Regions from separate parts of the Homo sapiens genome. Here all the other regions are linked to region 1. A link is a contact called in ENCODE Hi-C or POLR2A ChIA-PET data. All regions are on one chromosome and are shown on one strand. The core of a region is the stretch at or near the end of the contact, and the rest is flanking DNA. Distances in the headings are between cores, read along the strand shown.

Region 1 (2,955 bases), core at 245-2,744:
CAGAAATGAAAGGCAGAGTTGGAAGTGACTGGCCTCAAAGAGTGCCACTTTCAGGGCGAGTGTGGTGTCCTAGACCCAGCAATGGTCACAGAGGCCCTGGGGATAGGCTAAGGCTGCCTCCAAAGTTTGGGGTGCTGTGTCACAGGTCCTGAAAAGGGGCTCTCTCTCACTCTGGTTAGACATAAGGGCAAGTGCTCTACCAAGTAAGTAGTAGTATTTATTCATCTACAAGACTTTTAAAATATGGATACTCAGCCGAGAAGAATGGTCAACACCTACAGTCCCAGCATTTTGAGAGGATTTCACTTGAGCCCAGGATTTTGAGACCAGCCTGGGCAACAAAGTGAGATCCTGTCTCTACAAAATAATTTAAAATTAGCCAGGCATGGTGGTATATGCCTTTAGTCCCAGCTACTCAGGAGGCTGAGGCAGGAGGATCGCTTGAGTCCAGGAGGCCAAGGCTGCAGTGAGCCATGTTCATGCCACTGCACTCCAGCCTGGGTGACAGAGCAAGACTCTTATCTCAAAAAAAGAAAAAAAAGAAAAAGAAAAACATACTTTTCAGCCACAGATCCACTTTAAGGCTTCAGGGCATACAATATGAAATGGTGTCTTAAATGATGGATTCTATAAGGTAGCATGGGAGCTTCAGCATTCTTTAAATTGATCTACATCTGTGTCTCAAGTTGGGCTAAACAAATCAAAGCAATTCAGGTGTACTTCTCACACCAATCAGCCGCCAAGAACAGAATGTCAGATAAGGTACAGTCAGACCAGCACATTTTAAAGCATTTTTAGCTGAGGGTCATTATCCAGCCAGTAAGATCCCCTGTCGGCAGGGATCACTGACCAACTGGAGTAGAATGCACCCTCAAATTTTGTCAACAGGTGGCAGCATTTATAATTTTTCCATTTAGAGAGAATTACAAGTTGAAGTATGCTTTTACATTTACTAAAAGTAACACTCCAAGAAAGGCTTTCTAAATGACTGACTAGCGTTATTCTAGGTTCCTTAATTAGCCCATTCCAAATGTGAATATATTCCATTAATTGTTGAAGAAGTAGAAATGCCAAGAGCTAACGTAAAATAAAGATCATGTTTAAGCATGGACTGCTTGCTTTCCTCCCTTTAGCTCCTCAGAGGGTCTGTTCCACCGCATGCTTTATCATGCTTCCACACCAGACTATCGCTATCCCTCATCCCCTAACCAAGCCTAGAAAAGCTGCTCACTCTTTTCATTCAAACAGCCAATCCAGATTGAAAGCTGAAATTTTATATTTTTAAATTTCTTCCAGAATCTGTCTTGTTATATCACTAATTATGACATCTACAGGTTGTTTTTTTTAAGACCCCCCCCACAAAATATTTACTAAGTGCAGTGAGATATCATTAAATTCCTGACTGGTATTGTGTTCCCAGCAGTGCTGGCCACTGGGCCTTGGCACCTGCTCCTCCCAGCCATGCCAAGAACCCAAGGAAGGGCAGCTGAAGCAGGAGGTGCTGCGGCAACAAGCTGAGGCAGTGGTGGGGAATAGAAAGTAGGACACTTCTGTTTTTCTAATTTGGAGCGCATTCACTCTGCAGGAAGGGTGCAGAGCCAGAGTCCACCACCACGTTCCCAGGCAGCAAAGCAAGCCCTCCGCCTGATGGAAATGAAAGGGCAGTTCAGAAGGGCAACTTCCAACATCCGCCTGGGTTTGGCAGCTTGTGAAAAGGCTATGCGACATCAGCCCCCTTCCTACCTCCATTAAGATCTGGAGCTAACATAGTTGCTTCGGACCGCCCATCTCTTCCCAGTTGTTGAATAAGTAAGAACCAAGTTACAAATGCAAGCCATTGTTCATGACAATCAATCACTGATGATTAGCTTAAAGTTGAAAGCAGGTGGTTGGTTATTCTTCCACAGCCTTCCCTAGCCCAGGAGTTCAAATCACTCACATCACCAACTGGAAGCCTTAGTAGCAAATTAATTACCACCAAAACCTGCTTCATAAAGGCCTTTTCTCTCTCCTATCGTATACTTTCCTTATCTGTTTACACAATGTTTATTTGTACATGTATCAAAGACCTCCATATTCCATGTCATCCAGTTATTATTAACAGATGGTGAAAAGAAGCAGCAGCTGTCCTACTACGAAAAAGTAAAAAAACAACAAATGCCAGCAAGGTTGCAGAGAAACAGGAACACTTACACACTGCTAGTGGGAATGTAAATTAGTGCAGCCACTGTGGAAAGCACTGTGGAGATTTCCCAAAGAACTTACGACTATCAGCAAAACTATTATTGGGTATACACCCAAAGGAAAATAAATTGTTCTACCAAAAAGACACATGTACTTGTATGTTCATCACAGTACTATTCACCATAGCAAAAACATGGAATCATCCAAGATACCCATCAATGATGGACTGGATAAAGAAATGTGGTATATATTCCATATACCATGGAATACTATGCAGCCGTAATAAGAATGAGATCATGTCCCTTGTAGCAACATGGATGCAGCTGGAGGCCATTAGCCTAAGAGAACTAACTCAAGACCAGAAAACCAAATACCATGTGTTCTCACTTATAAGGGGTAGCTAATCATTGAATACACATGGGCACAAAGGTGGGCACAGCAGACAACAGGGACTGCTTGAACCAGGACCAGGGTGCAGGTTGGAAAGCTACCTATCAGGTACTACGCTACCTTGGTGACAGGATCATCTGTACACGAAATTTACCCGTGTAACGAACCTGCACATGTATCCCCTAAACCTAAAATGAAAGTAGAAGGAAAAAAAAAAAAAAAACAGCAGCTGTGCTCCAGATGTCAGCAACTGAAGTTTATGCTTCCTCCTACCACTCTGTGAGCCCCACACTCCCCACAGTGCTGAGAGCTCTAGAACCCACTTCCTGCTCATGGCAGCTTCCTGGGACACTAGTTATAGATCCCAGGGTTTAAGAGATT
Region 2 (2,955 bases), core at 233-2,732, 380 kb after region 1:
AAAAGAAAACGGGTTTCACTGTAGCCCATGTGATACTGGGAGAAAGGTAATTCTTCTGATACGCCCTATCAAAGATATCTAACTTCTAGTGTAAGGACTGGTGAATGGGGAATGATGATTTAAAATTTTGAAAGAAAGCTCAGTGCTCTGGGAGAAATAAATTCCTACATAAGAACCACAACCACAACCACAACAAAACACAAAAGAGGGAAAGAATATAAAGTTAGCAAATATTTTTCCTTCTATTTTGTATTTGTAGGATCTAGACATCCATTCCTTCATAAGTGGTCTATTGCGGGCACTGGGCTTGTGTGCTATGAGGTTTACCTGGATGAATGAAACTTGGACTATGCCCTCCCACAGCTCATATCCTAGGAGGGGAAGGAAGAGGAATGCAAAACATAATTCTAAAAGGGGACTGTCACTTTGACAAAAGAGAAATAGAAGTGAAGTGCTAAAGCTTTTTCCAGACAAGGAAAATGGGCGGGGGGTGGGGGGGGTGGGTTTGAAAGGTACAGGCACTGGTTTCATGGATAAGATAGCATCTGAGTTAGGATTTGGAGATGAGGTCAGATATGGACATGAGGAGATAGGTGGTGACCCTTCCAGGAGAAAGGCAGGGCCTGTGCAAAGGCAGATGGCAAAAAAGCCAGGCCTGTGATGGTAGCAGCTGGCAGGCAGAAGAGGGCAGTGGCAAATGAGGTTGAAAAATGAAGCTGGCCTCAGTCATGGAGGGCTGGAACGCCAGGCTAAGGACTGTAAACAGGACCATACCCTTGATCTTGGAATATGGCAAGATTAATAAGCAGCTCTGTAAAAAGTATGGCAATGAAGGAGACAGGCATTATTAAGTCTCACCAGGAGGCTATTGAACTTGTCCCTATTAGATACTTGCATGTGAGCAAACACACAGATTATATGTGATTTAAGACTTGATTTAAAATGTAGCATGAAACTTACAGATGAGACAGAACAAAGTGGTATATTTAGAAAATCTGAAAACAATTTTGATGAGCATTTATGCTTTGAATACCAAACAAAAGGAAGACCTTTAGAGAAGCTATAATATTCTAGTTTTACATGTCTAATATTCAGGTGGAAATCAAACACAATAGTCATTTTAGAGGACTTCATCTTTAGCAGGGTCTTTTTTAGGGTTGGCTGAAACCACTCTATGAATAGTTTGCACCCAGTGGTTCCATTCTGTACTTTGGAACTACAATCCAAGTCTAATACTTCCTTATCAGAATGGGCATAACTTCAACGGAGGCCCCTCACCCTCATGCCCCTGGGCAATCCTACTATATCCCCACCCTACCCTGCCCACTGATCTCCACTCCCCTAAGTGACTATTGCAAGCCTTCTCTTTTCTCGAAGCTCCAACAGTACACCCTCATCTTCACTCTCAGCTGATGCTTTGCTTTCTATTTCACCAAGAAAACAAAATCGAAAGAGAAATCTTAAGACGCACAGTGACTAACCCCTGGTGTCTTTACTTACCCTCACTTCCTTGGTGATCTCATCCAATTTCATGCAATTCACAATTATAGCGATTTACAGGAATGCGATGGTTCTCAAATATGTACCTCTAGAGGCCCATAACTCTCCCCTCACCTCCAGACTTGTATAATGAACACCAATAAAGGAACATCTTCACTTAGGGATCTTATGTCTAAAACGTACCCATAAAACTTGCTCCACCCACACAGTCTTACCCATCTCAATCAATAACAAATTCATTTTTCTAGGCCAAAACTCTTGGGGACTTGGCTCCTCTCTTACCCTCGTATACCCCACTGACTCCAGCTTCCAAAAATGTCTCCAGTCCAGCCACATGTCACTGCCTCTGTTGCTTCCAGGCTTGTCCAAGTCAGCATTTTTACTTGGATTGTACCACAGCAGCTCCCTAACTGACCCTGCTATGTTCTACATTCATTATTTAACACAGCAGCTAGGCATGTTAAACTATAAATACAGTCAATTATCCCTCTACTCAAAGCATCCCAGTGGCTTTCTATCTTAGAGTAAAAGCCAAAGTCCTTACAAGGGCCTAAAAGGTCCTAAATTGTCTGTGCCCTCTGCCTCCCCGACCCCACTGTGACATCATCTCCTATTCTCCACTTTGCTCCCTCTTCTTCTGCCCTAAAGGTTGCTTGCTGTTCCTTTAACAGACCAAGCATGTTTCTGCCTCAGTACCTTTGCACTTGCTGTTCCCTGTCCCTGGAATGTACTTTACATAGATATTCATGTGGCATACTCCCTAAAGTTCTGGTCTTTGCCCAAGAATCAGTTTTACTATGAACCCTTCCTTGACCACGTATTTAAACTCCAAGACTTCCCAGACACTCTTTAGCCTCCATCTTATTTTCTCTGCAGCGATCACTATTCCTTTTACTAATTTTTTCCCCTAAATGTAAGTTCCATTCTTATAAGGATTTTGATGTTTTGTTCATTGCCATATCCCTAGTGCCTAGAACAGTCCTGTCATATAGTAGACATTCAGTATATACTGGTTGAATGAGTAAATGAATACCTTTCAAAAAATATTTTCTAAGCATCCATTCCCAGCTCCTTCAGCAAATAGTCATGGGCCATGGTCTCTGACACTCTGACATGGAAAAACTGAACACCGTAATCTACTAGAGCCTACCAAAGCAAAGGTTAATGTGCTTCTCGCTTTGGGCACCTGCCCTCTCGTTAGAATTTCAAATTAGTTGGCTCTTTTAAATGTTGCTCACCAATCCAATCTTTTGCACACATCTACTATGAAACCCATTCTCTATGCAGTCGCTATTTTATTCTTGGATTTTAAAAAGTTAATTTTCTTTTATTAAAGCAAATCTTTTTATTTTCATGTAAATGTAGACTTTCTTTTATCCCATTGATTTCCAAGTGAATGTAGAAACAGAATGTCACAATATCATTTGTTGACTGCCAGTTTTTAATACAATGTAT
Region 3 (2,955 bases), core at 228-2,727, 310 kb after region 1:
GGGAATGACTTTTCTCCCCTCATTAGTGTAGTAACACATATTTGATGCAGAACACTTAGAAAATCTCTAAAAGTGTGCAAAATGAAGTAACTACTATCACAAACACCTTGGAATACTCACAGGTAATTATTCTTGTAATGTCCTCCCCATCCATTTTGTCACCGTTTCTTTAGGATTACATGTGTGCGTCTATGCATCATAGCTAGGATCATCCTATACATGCTGTTTTTCAATTTGATTTTTTCATTACCATATTGTAAGATTCTTGTGTCAAAACATAGGAGAATCTTCAAGTCCAAATTGAAAGTGGAGCTAAATTGTTCTCAGGGAGAGTTGTACAGATGAGTATCCCCTATCTGAAATGCTTGAGACCAGACAATTTTCAGATTTCAGATTTTTGGGATTTTATAATATTAGCACTATGCTTACCCATTGAGCATCCCAAATCTGAAAATTCAAAATCCTCCAATGAGCATTTCCTTCAAGAAATGTGGTAGTCAAAAAGTCATATTTTGGAGCATTTCAGACTTCAGATTTTTTGATTTGGGTTGCTCAGCCTTACCAAAAACTGAATAGTGACTATCTCTGGGAGGAGGGAGGGGAACTTTGGCTTTTCAGTGATATCTTTCTATAATGTTGAATGTGTGCATTTATGATGAGTCTAAATGATTTTTAGAGTTGTCACCCATAGTTTATAGGTGACAGTAATTTATACTTCTACCTAATCCAGGCTTATATTTACATTTAAAAAGAAGTATAACACCAACTTTACTGACTAGATAGATAAACAATTTTAATTTACTGAAATTTCACCTTTTCACCATGATTATAGGTCCTTTTTCCATTAGTTGTTTCCATTTCCTTTGCTGTCTAATGACTTAGATTTGAGTCCTAGGTAATAAATACATGTGATCTTTCACAAGTCACTTAGTGTTTCTAAGCTTTAGTTTGCTTATGAGTAGAATAAGAGGAATGATACTTCAAATTATTGTGAGGATTGAGATCAAGTATTGAAAGTGCTTTGTAAATTGTAAAAAGTATATAATTATTGATTTTTTATTGATTTTTATATTAGTCAATGGTCATGAGCAGTTAAGCCAACTTTGCTTTTTTAAAAATTCATTTGGAGAAAGACTAAAAAGGCAGAGGTGCCTTCATTAATATTTATTTTGGTGCAATGTGGGATCCATGAGATTTGGGTTTGTGCCACATTTCTGCTGCTAATTATTAGCTATATATACAGCTGAAATGCACTGAACAAGCACAGTTTTGGCCAGGCCCAGAAATGTTCAGGGAGCACCTGGCTGGACATACATCAGAGAGCTTGGTGACCTGATAAAGCATTCATGCAAGCTCCTGGAGACTGTTTAACTGGATGACAGTAGAAGGAAACTATTTATGCAAATTTTGCTAACTGAAGTTCTCCCACACCCTTGAGTCCACATTTCACAGGCTTGTGAGATGGAAATGGGTCAAAATCAGGTTCTAATAATCTCTTTGTCATCTGCAGTCATGCCTGAGAAGGTCTGATATGGTCTTCTGAATCATCAAGGGAAGGTAGAATTTCATCCAACATGACTTTTGTGCATTTGCTGTATTCAGCTCCCTGGAAACATAGGTGCCTTAATTTTATCAGTTATCCAGAACACTGAATTCTGGATAATAGAGGAACAGGGCTGTGTAAACAACTCTGCTGAGTAATAGATGGCCTCCTGGCCTCTGGTTTCTGACTCTGTATTCCCTTTTATCCAAGGACAAGATGTTACAAAAATAATTCAGAGTGACTCCCAAGGGCAGCCCCGTGAACTTGCTGGTCCCTCCGACTGTGCTAGCAGAGGAGGATGAGTCACCAGCAGCAGAATGTTGACTCTCCCAGTGCTATTAGTGGATGTCCCAGCCAGACGCGACAACCAGGAAGACAAGCTTTGGGAAAGTTCTTTCTGACTCATTAACATCATGATTTACACAAGAAAACCTCTAGCTTCTCATTTTATTTTATTTTTTAAAGAAGTTTCCTTTTTGTATGTGTGTATAGCGAGGTGGGGCAAAGGTATGGATCCCTCAAATGAATATTCAAATTAGCTCTTACCCATAGCAGTATTTGAACTGTTTGCTCAGTTAAATTTTATTGTCCTTTCTCAATGTACAGTGCCTATATATCCATCAAAGAGTAGCAGATTCATTAAGAATCTTTAAAAAGAAGGACATTATTTTTACACAGTTGAATTTCAGGTGTCCTATGCCCATGCCTTTCCCATCATTTCCTATGTGTGAGAACCCCCACCCCACGTAGCACACCTTCACATACTGGGGACTTTCCACTTGAGGAATTCACATGAATCTGGGGATCTGCATTCTCCTTGGGTAGTATCCCCTCAGAAGAAAATCCAGACTCCTTAGGGGGCATTTGTAGCCTGGGCCCAGTTTTCCTCCTTACCTCATCTTTTTTGGTTCTACACAAACCTGTTTAGTCTTCAGTCAAGTGCCTTACCCTCCGGCTTTCCTCCTCCTCCTCCTCCTCCTCCTCCTCCTCCTCCTCCTCCTCCTCCTCCTCCTCCTCCTCCCTCCCCCTCCCCCTCCCCCTCCCCCCTCCTCCTCCCCCCCTCCCCCTCCCCCCCTCCTCCTCCCTCGTCCTCCTGCTCCTCTTCTTTTTTTTTCTCTTTTTCTTTTGGGATGCAGTCTTGCTCTGTTGCCCAGGCTGGAGTGCAGTGGCACAGCTCACTGCAACCTCCACCTTCTGGTTTAAGCGATTCTCCTGCCTCAGCCTCCCAAGTAGCTGGGACTACAGGTGCTCACCACCACACCTGGCTAATTTTTGTATTTTTAGTAGGGACAGGGTTTCACCATGTTGGCCAGGCTGGTCTCAAAGTCCTGACCTCAAGTGATCCACCCGCCTCGGCCTTCCAAAGGGCTGAGATTGCAGGCGTGAGCCATCGTGCCCAACCCCACTTTCCT

Evidence for each region. A loop is a pair of places that touch in the nucleus more often than their neighbours do. ChIA-PET counts read pairs that join two places held with the same protein, here RNA polymerase II (POLR2A). Pooled maps may share reads with other maps.
Region 2: a loop to region 1 is called in a map of A673, with 2.8 times the contacts of the local background. The contact joins two enhancer-like sites. A Hi-C loop is called at or near these places in 1 of 168 maps with a recorded cell type or tissue (A673) and 5 of 50 pooled maps. POLR2A ChIA-PET finds 5 or more read pairs at or near these places in 1 of 52 experiments (GM12878).
Region 3: a pooled map shows a loop between it and region 1 (8-fold over the local background). The contact joins two enhancer-like sites. A Hi-C loop is called at or near these places in 1 of 168 maps with a recorded cell type or tissue (aorta) and 3 of 50 pooled maps. POLR2A ChIA-PET finds 5 or more read pairs at or near these places in 1 of 52 experiments (H1).

What each region holds. Positions count from the first base shown.
Region 1 is chr1:65,207,395-65,210,349 of GRCh38, reverse strand. The region is part of intron 2 of AK4 (adenylate kinase 4); the gene reads right to left. Among named protein-coding and RNA genes, the nearest start is that of AK4, 61 kb to the right of the region's middle. RefSeq lists an enhancer at 2,813-2,892. Within about 2 kb of position 1,494, at least 5 of the 41 ENCODE cell types and tissues checked have a DNase peak (open chromatin) inside an H3K27ac peak, as active enhancers do.
Region 2 is chr1:64,825,703-64,828,657 of GRCh38, reverse strand. All of the region lies in intron 11 of RAVER2 (ribonucleoprotein, PTB binding 2), which reads right to left. Among named protein-coding and RNA genes, the nearest start is that of RAVER2, 82 kb to the right of the region's middle. RefSeq lists an enhancer at 1,348-1,527. Within about 2 kb of position 1,482, at least 5 of the 41 ENCODE cell types and tissues checked have a DNase peak (open chromatin) inside an H3K27ac peak, as active enhancers do.
Region 3 is chr1:64,897,138-64,900,092 of GRCh38, reverse strand. The region is part of intron 1 of JAK1 (Janus kinase 1); the gene reads left to right. Among named protein-coding and RNA genes, the nearest start is that of JAK1, 68 kb to the left of the region's middle. Within about 2 kb of position 1,477, at least 32 of the 41 ENCODE cell types and tissues checked have a DNase peak (open chromatin) inside an H3K27ac peak, as active enhancers do.